Linked DNA regions of Homo sapiens: region 2 is linked to region 1. The links are chromatin loops, found by intact Hi-C in ENCODE. Cell type or tissue: gastrocnemius medialis. All regions are shown on one strand. Each heading gives the region's core, and the rest is flanking DNA. Links, peaks and the distances in the headings are about the cores only.

Evidence for each region. A loop is a pair of places that touch in the nucleus more often than their neighbours do. Peaks named below come from ENCODE experiments on the same cell type or tissue, not always from the same donor. Only the 100,000 strongest peaks of a DNase experiment are listed, where the experiment ranks them.
Region 2: it touches region 1 in a loop (6-fold over the local background); 1 of 110 quality-filtered maps calls a loop at or near these places.

What each region holds. Positions count from the first base shown.
Region 1 is chr22:36,252,645-36,257,041 of GRCh38, reverse strand. It overlaps APOL1 (apolipoprotein L1), which reads right to left and starts at 3,909. Exons shown (of 6, transcript NM_003661.4): 1 at 3,823-3,909; 2 at 2,043-2,105. The coding sequence starts at 2,086. RefSeq lists enhancers at 1,548-2,047, 3,797-3,856. In gastrocnemius medialis, for the core only: no CTCF peak of the experiment used is centred there; DNase peaks (open chromatin) are centred at 1,971, 3,121 and 4,028; H3K4me3 peaks cover 2,646 bases; H3K27ac peaks cover 3,604 bases.
Region 2 is chr22:35,939,976-35,944,372 of GRCh38, reverse strand. The region is part of intron 1 of RBFOX2 (RNA binding fox-1 homolog 2); the gene reads left to right. Among named protein-coding and RNA genes, the nearest start is that of RBFOX2, 87 kb to the left of the region's middle. In gastrocnemius medialis, for the core only: no CTCF peak of the experiment used is centred there; no DNase peak of the experiment used is centred there.

The DNA.
Region 1 (4,397 bases), core at 247-4,246:
CATCTGATCATTACAGAAACTACAGAGTCTATACACAGAAATAGAGATGGGGAGGAAGGTTCTGACAATGACCAGGGCCTGGGAGCATGTGTGATAACTAGCTGGTGATAGCCAGTGTGTATTGCATGTCTGCGATGTGCAGAGCCTCTTACATGTGTCTCATTCGATGATCACACACAGGCCAGGAGATGGGTACCACTTTCCCATTCAAACACAGAGGAATCCACAAAAGTTAGGGAACTTGCCAGTGTTTTTACAATAGTGCTAGAGCCAGGACTTCTGCTTCAACCCCATGTTTTCAATGACTGTGCTCTACTCCCTTAAATATACAATATTGAGTCATGTATACACGCTCATGGTAAATGACTCCTCATTGCAAATCCTTGTCTCACACTCTGTGCTCAACTCTTCATCTTGGTGAATTCACTGGTGCTGCACTGGACAGCCTGTGTCCCCGTTGCTTCTCTAAGATTCTTTGTCCCACAAAGACCTGGATCTTGCCAGATGCCAGCCCAGCCCCTGCTGTGGCTGCCAAGCCCTCCTGGTGCTGCCCTGTCCCCTCTGCTGTCTTTCCCTAGCTGATGGACCTCAGGGTGTTTCTAATTCCTCATATAAATTATGCTACAAAGAACATCCTTCTTCGCATAAAACTTTGCCCACATTTGAGATTATTTCCTTAAGATATTTGTAGGAGTAGAATGAGCAGGTCAGAGGCTATCAACAACTCAAAAGGCTTTATACCTAGAGCCACACTGCAGGCAAATTGTACCAATTCACACTCAAACTAGCAGTATATGAAGATGCCCTTTCTTTCAGTCTTACTGGCTCTCAGTAGTCTCTTGTTTAAGACAAAAAAAAACCAAAACATATACACAACATATAAATATGAGAACTAAATATACTTGTTATCAACACCAATTAGTACAAAATTTAAAGCACAAAGGTAGCAGTTGGGATGTGAAGCACTGAACGAAGGAGAAGGAGGATTAATATTATCATTTTTTTAAAGAGGGAAGTTAAGAAATACTGGGTACAACTGAGGGTATATGAAAGTTGTAAGTAAATTATTTACAGCTACAAAGTTGCTAATGGAAGACATAAAACTGGTGATAGAATGTTAGGAAAAGGTGGAGAGGAGAGATAGAGGGAGGGTACAAATAAGATGAAAATGACTAATAATGATACTATAAATAATAACAATACCATTTCAGGCCCATCCCAGTTAGGGGCGGCTCCAAGCATTACCATTGTTCTTTTCTCACCGTGTGTCTCTGCGCACTCCCTGGCACACCCACTTCCAGCAGCTGGTCTTTGTTTGCAGACTTTATTTTAACAGCTCAGTGGTTCCCGGGCCCCCTGATGGGGTTCCATCCTCCAGCTCTCATACTAAAGCCCCCTCCTCAAAAGCCACTCGCCTCCCTCTTTCCCTTTCCTGCCTTTGTCTCAGGGTTCAGACACACAGATGTTTGTCTTCTGGGGACTCCATGCAGCAAGGGTAAAAGGGGGACCCAGTCCTGGGCAGCAGTTCACCAGGGGAGTATGCAGAGGGGCGTCTGGGCCCTTCTTGCTGTAAGGGACAAGGGTGACAGGAGAGGGGCATCCCTTCGCCTTCTTCCTGCTTTGTTCACTGTGTGATCCCCTAGGCCAGGGGAGCCATCTCAACACCATCTCATGAGCCATGAGGACACAGGAGGACCAGGAGAGAGCAGAGGAGCAGGAGGGTAGAGAGAGCTGGTGCCTCGGATTCCCCCGACACTTGTGAGGAGCTGCACCCTGGATCCCATCCTCCTTGGTCATTGTTGGCCTGGCTCAGACCCTGACCTGGAGCCTCTGCTGAATATTGAGGCCGGATATTGACCGTTAGCCTCAACTAGGATACAGCGGGTCCTCCCTGGGCGAGTCTGCCGGTTGGTCAATTCCGGGAAGTGACTTTGGTTCCTAGAAGAAGCCCAGATGGCCCTGGCCCAGCCCAAGCCCAGTCCAATTGTGCAGCCCAGACAGGGAGCCCTCCCTCCCGCCTCAGGGCTCTGAGCCAAGCTCACCAGATGCAGAGGACAGAGACTCTCAGCAAAGCAGCTCCCTCCATGTCGCTGCAGGGCCTCCTCCTTGAGCAGGAAAAGAGGGGTTGAGACAGTGTGCTCCTCCTGAGAAATCACCATTTTCATTTCATTTTTTTTTTGAAATGGAGTCTCGCTCTATCACCCAGGCTGGAGTGCAGTGGGGCGATCTAGGCTCGCTACAAGCTCTGCCTCCCGGGTTCACGCCATTCTCCTGCCTCAGCCTCCCGAGTAGCTGGGACTACAGGTGCCCGCCACGACACCCGGCTAATTTTTTTGTATTTTTAGTAGAGACAGGGTTTCACCATGTTAGCCAGGATGGTCTCGATATCCTGACCTCGTGACCACCTGTCTTGGCCTCCCAAAGTGCTGGGATTACAGGCGTGAGCCACCGCGCCCGGCCTTTCGTTTAGTTTTTAATAAACAGTTTTGCTCTGTCACCCAGGCTGCAGGGCTTTGACACCATCCTAGCTCATTGCAGCCTAGATCTGTTGGGCTCAAGTGATCCGCCTCCTTCAACCTTCTGAGTAGCTGGGACTACAGGTACACACTACCATGCTGGGCTAATTTGTTAATTTTTGATTTCATAGAGACAGCATCTCCTGTGTTTCCCAGGCTGTCTTGAACTCCTGGCCTCAAGTCATCCTCCCGCCTCTGCCTCCCACAGCACTGGGGTTACAGGCTTCATCATCTCTTTTTGGTGAAGAACAAATAAGACCATGACTCAGATTTCACAGAAATTACCCCCCTGATTTCATGGACTTTTGGCAGCTCTATCAGGTTTTTTACAGGGGAAAATACTCAGGCTGGGAGGGGAGGTGAATTTCCCAGAGTCACACAGCTCTTGGAGGGCAGAGGGGAGGCCAACATCTGCCCTTGTGACTCTAATATTGAAGCAAAAATGTTTGATTTTAATAATCCAAAAGTTTCCAGGTTTGATTCTCCTTCTATGAACACAGAGATCTAAGCTCTCACTCCTGTAGTTATACTCACAATTCCACAGTGTGGCTTTTGAATCTCATGATTGCAAAGCTGGCATCATGCCACAGGCACCATTCTGCAACGCACCCTTCTCACTCCCCTGTCTCAGCCACGTTTCCCATTAGGGACACAGCACAGCCTGTTTCTTCTCCATCACCCCAGAAGTCTGAACAGAGGGACAGAGGTGAGGGCCAGAGACGTGGAGTCCTATGATCTACCTGCTCAGCCTCCTGACACGGGACCCTGGGCAAGTCATTCCGCTCCCAGGGCCTCAGTTTCCCCACAGGGCCTGGCACAAGTTGGTGCTCAGACTCAGGGTGGGTGAGATGACCTCTGAACTCCTTGTACCTGAAAAAAAATTCTGTTGCCCCCATTGGGCCTCAGCAGCAGCACCCTGGGGCCAGCCTTGGTGTGGCCTGGCCATAAGAACAGGCTGGGATCTGGGTCACCTCCTCTCCTCCACCTTCTTTGGTTCCTTCAAATTTCCCAAAGAGATGGGCACCCCCAACACAAACCTTCCTTCTGGGTTCACTCAGTCGTGTCTCAGCAGTCAAAACCAGGGCTGAGCCCAGGGAGCTTTGTGAACCCATCTGAGCTGTTTCCCCAACCCTCTATAGTTTAAGAGCCCAGCAGGAGAGGGGAAGCAATCAGACTCAAGCCTGGGTGCAAATCCAGGCTTTGCCGCTACTTTCCTGTCTATCTGAACCAGTCACCTAACCTCTCCCAGCTTATCTACAAAAGCTGTGAGAATAAGATGGAGGCAGGTCAACTGTCCCCAACTTACCAAGGAATCTTCCCCTGGCAGAGACTGAGCAAGATCCAGCTGTTCTGAGCTGTGTGGATCCCACCTCCAGTTATGCGTCTGTATAATAACCAGACAGGTCCTCCAGTCCCCAAGATATACCGAGGAATTCGAAAGGGAAAGTGAAAGTCACAACTTCCCAGCAGCTCATGACCAAGCACAGCAAACACGCTCCCCTCCACCTTCAGTCCAGCCCCACCCTCCTTGCTGCTGCCCTTAGAGGAGCAGCCTGAGACCAGACATCCAGATCCCTCTCATCCAACCCACCTGCCTCGCATCCTCAGGGCTGGGGGTCTGCTGTGGTCTCAAGGAGAAAGACCTGCCACTGACATACTATGGGACCCTGCAGATTACTCCCCATCCTCCCGTGCATCCACATTCCCCTGATGCCTGCCTTACTCCTGCCCGTGCCATCGGCATAAGCACAGTCTCCCACACATGCCTTGTGGATGCTTATTGTATATTTATTGTAATGCCGTTGGGGTTATTTTGGTTATGTTTTTGAGACAGGGTCTCAGTCTGTCACCAAGACTGAATTGCAGTGCCACAGTCATCGC
Region 2 (4,397 bases), core at 75-4,074, 310 kb after region 1:
TATTGATAATTTCCAGAAAAGCATTTAGAAAAACGGCTTTAAAAATCACTGTCTTTTCAGCATGTATCAATTCAACATAGTACTGGAGGTCTTGTCCTAATAGGTTTGAAGTTATCACTCACCTCCATCCCCCCACACACTTTTAAAAAGATCTTCTGAAGTCCTGTAGTTATTTTTAATAGATTTTAGTTATGGTATCAGTCGCACTGTCTTGTAATTATTATGACTCTCAGCTCCTCAAGGGCAAGAATACCAGCACTATGTTTCTCAAAGCAGTTGTTCAATCCACTCTTACTGAATAAGTGAAGGATTCTTCTGCTTAAAGAGATTTTACAGATGTAGGTACATATAGGAGCATCTAAGCAGCCAAAGAAGAATATAAAAGTCAGATGCTATTTTTCTTGCTGTGTATCACTTCTGTCTGTATCCACTGTACATTCACAGTCCATTGGCAGTTGGGTTTTTTTTGAGACGGAGTCTCGCTCTGTCGCCCAGGCTGGAGTGCAGTGGCGCGATCTCGGCTCACTGCAAGCTCTGCCTCCCGGGTTCATGCCATTCTCCTGCCTCAGCCTCCCGAGTAGCTGGGACTACAGGTGTCCACCACCATGCCCAGCTAATTTTTTGTATTTTGTATTTTTAGTAGAGATGGGATTTCACTGTGTTAGCCACGATGGTCTCAATCTCCTGATCTCGTGATCCACCCACCTCAGCCTCGCAAAGTGCTGGGATTACAGGCGTGAGCCACCGCGCCTGGCCAGCAGTTGGGGTTTTTTTGATAGTTACTTAAGGATTTTTCTGTTGCATTGTCACATGTCCACTAACCAGAAGCTTCTAAACGGTTTTAATTGCTGACCTCTTAGTTAATAAAGATTCTTACGGTTGGTATTTTATTTCTTATGTATTTCTTTTTATTTTTGAGCAGTCTCTGTGCCAAGACAGAGTCCGTTTCTTTCATTCTTAATAGGCCAATAATGCTTGCTTATAGACATATCGCTACTAAAACCTTTTCTTTTTGGACTTCTAACACATCTGATTTCCATCTTGTCTGTTCCAGTAGCTTTTCTTGTAATTTCATCTCTGCTTTAAATGCCAGTTATTGTTTTTATGCTGATTAAAAACTCAGACTTGCATATCATTAGATAATCATAATCATCTCTGACCAGACGAGGCAAATCTTTCCCACTATTCGACTGGCACAAAATAGTTGCGGTTTTTACCATTACTTTAATTTTGCACCAGCCTAATAGTTGTCATGAAGTAGTAGAAGTATTGGGTATAGAATCAAGACCTAAGTCTGGAGGCATCTCAGCCACTGTCATTAGTTATTTGATTATGAGCAAATCACTTAAAGTGTCTGAAATTCAGTTTTGTCATCTGTAAAATGACATTTATAAAACTTGTTTTATGCATTGTGAGGACTAAGTGAGATATATAGTTGGTTTTATAAGTTATAAAGCAGTAAGAAACACTGACAACAGCTTTATTCTAAGTCATATGTGAATTTTACACAATGTAAAATTTGGGTAAAACATGTCCTTTCAACCTTCCACAAATCTTATTCTTCTCCCTAGAGGTAACCACTATTAGAAGTTTGTTATATATCCTTCTTTATATTTTCGATGCATTTAGTTACCTTTTTTTTTTTTTTTAAGAGATGGGATGTCGCTGTGCTGCCCAGGCTATCTCAAACTCCAGGGCTTGAGTGATCCTCCTGCCTGAGCCTTCTGTGTAGCTAGCCATTTCTGCTTGAGTGTTCTGTTCTGCTGTCATTTAATATGACCTGAGGTCATTTATAAAGATTTTACCTTATTTTAAAAACCTTGCAGGTGGGATGTTGAAATTTTGCAATAATTGATAACACTATTACCTTATTATTAATGGAAACTGAGGTTTTTTTTCCTAGTTTTTCACTAAGGCAAACAACACTGTTTTGAAAATCTTCGCACATGCTTCTTTGTCTAGATAGAGATGTGAAGTTACAGGAAGGTATATGCATTCAATATTTTGATAGTACTGCCAAATTACTTTCCATAACAGCATCCCAATATACTTATATTCCTACTATTAGGTGTGAGAGTATCTATTGACTCATCTTTTTGCCTATTCATGGTGTTTTCATTTTTGCTAATCTCATATGTAAAACATGGTATCTCAAATCTAAAAGAATGTTCGTAGGCAGCATGGTGTGAGCACAAAAACCATTAAGTGGAAACAATTCAATTATCCATTAACAGGAAAATAGGACAGATAAGTAATTTATTTGACATGTTTATAGTTTATAAGAGAATACTAAATGGCAATCATAGTAAAATACAGTTATGTGCCCTAGTGGAGGTGAATCTTACATAGTATTGAGCAAAAATGCCAAATTACTGAAGAATACCTGCAATAGGATCCATGCCTGTAAAATTCAAAATCACGCAAAATTAATGCATTTGTAAGAGACAGATATATACAGGGAGGGCTTGAGAGTTCCAAATAGCCTTATCTGAGAGGTAGGAAATAAAGAAGAGTGCTAAGGCAGGTGGAGGAGTAAATCCATTTCCTCTGACACATCTCTGTGCAACCTGTTATGACCAACTTTTCTATTGAAGTTTTTGACAATACTGGCTTATACGAATGTGATCTTTTCCTTATATTTTTTTCATTGTTGAACTCCAGGATTTTATGGAATATGGTTCATATGTGGGATGTCCTCTGGGAGTGATGAATTTCTGTTAATATGCTTTTGGGGTTTTTGATTACTTTCTTAATCAGATAATCCCCTTCTCAGACAATCATGAAATGTTTATTGTAAGGGAATAATATGGAATCATTAGTAGGGATGAGAACCTGGAAAAATGGAAAGAACAGGGGTTTGTAGTCCAGCAGACACAGGTTGGCAGTTTGAATTTCCCATTCAATATCTATGTGTTATTGGGCCAGTTACTTACCTTCTTTCAGTTAGTTTCCCCAGTGATAGGAAATATATTTTTGTATACTGCTATATTATCTCATTCTTTTTGCCTCTATCTCTTCCTCTTTTCCACCATCCTGGAACTGTACTGATTAGGTGCTTAATAACTGGGGGGTTATCATCATCATTGTTAAAATTTGTAGAGAATGGTGTGTGGAAGTAAATTTATAGAATCCAGAACAAACAAAAGGCACTTGTGCATTTCGGAAAGAGCCTTGTTCTTTTGTTAAAATCTAAACTGCATGTCTCCCCTATAAAAATCAGTATGAAAAATAGCCAACATTGCCTATAACTATTATTATTTTTAAATAACAGATTTAATGAGATATAATTCACAGACCATAAATCTCGCATTTATGAAGTGCTTTTAGTGTTTCAGTGGTTTTTAATATAATAATGGATGTGTGCATCCATCACTAAAATCTAACTCCAGAACATTGTCATCTCCCTCCAGATAAACCTGGTAGCCGTTAGCAGTCACTGCTCATTTCTTCCCGCTAGTCCCTGGAACCACTAATTTATATTCTGCCTCTATGAATAATCTGCCTATTCTTGATATTTCATACAAATCAAATTATATAATTTGTGGCCTTTTGTGTCTGTTTTCAAGCATGGTGTTTTCAGTATTCATCTGTGTTGTATCTGTACTTTATTTTTAAAATTACTGAATAATATTCCACTATGGATGTACCATACTTCATTTATCCATTCATCAATCGACGGACATTTTGGTTTTTTTCTGCTGTTTGGTTATTATGAAATAATGCTGCTATGAACATTCATGTATATTATTTTGTGTGGACATATGTTTTCAGTTTTCTTAGTTACATACCCAGGTGTGGAATTGCTGGGTCATATAACTCTATGTTTAATAGAAGGACTATCCAACTGTTTCCAGAGCAGCTATACCATTTTACATTCCCACCCGCAGTGTAGAAGAATTCTGATTTCTCCATGTCTTTGACAATACTTATTGTTGTCTGGCATTTTGTTTATAACCATTCTGATGAGTGTGAGTTTTATCTCAATGTGGTTTTGATTTGCATAATGACTTATGATGTTGAGCATCTCTTCATGTACTTACTGGCCATTTGCACATCTCTTTTGCAGAACTGTCTGAATTCCTACACATTTTCTGGTTATTTAGCTCCATTTATTTATTACACATTCTTTTGGGTGTCTACATGTGTTAGATACTGTGCTAGATCTCAGGGAAACCATGATGAACAAGACACAGGGTCTCTGCAGTAAGCTTAAGTTGTCTTCAGACTTCCATGCTTTTGACTATCAAATATCTGAATATAGTCAACCTACCAATTAGTGGAAAGTTTACTCTATTGTTATATTCAAAAGTCCTATCAATGAAAATTTCTTTTACGCTGTTCTGCTAGTAGGAATGAAAGTACAGTGAATGGAAGAAGAGGATGAATATCTAAGTAGC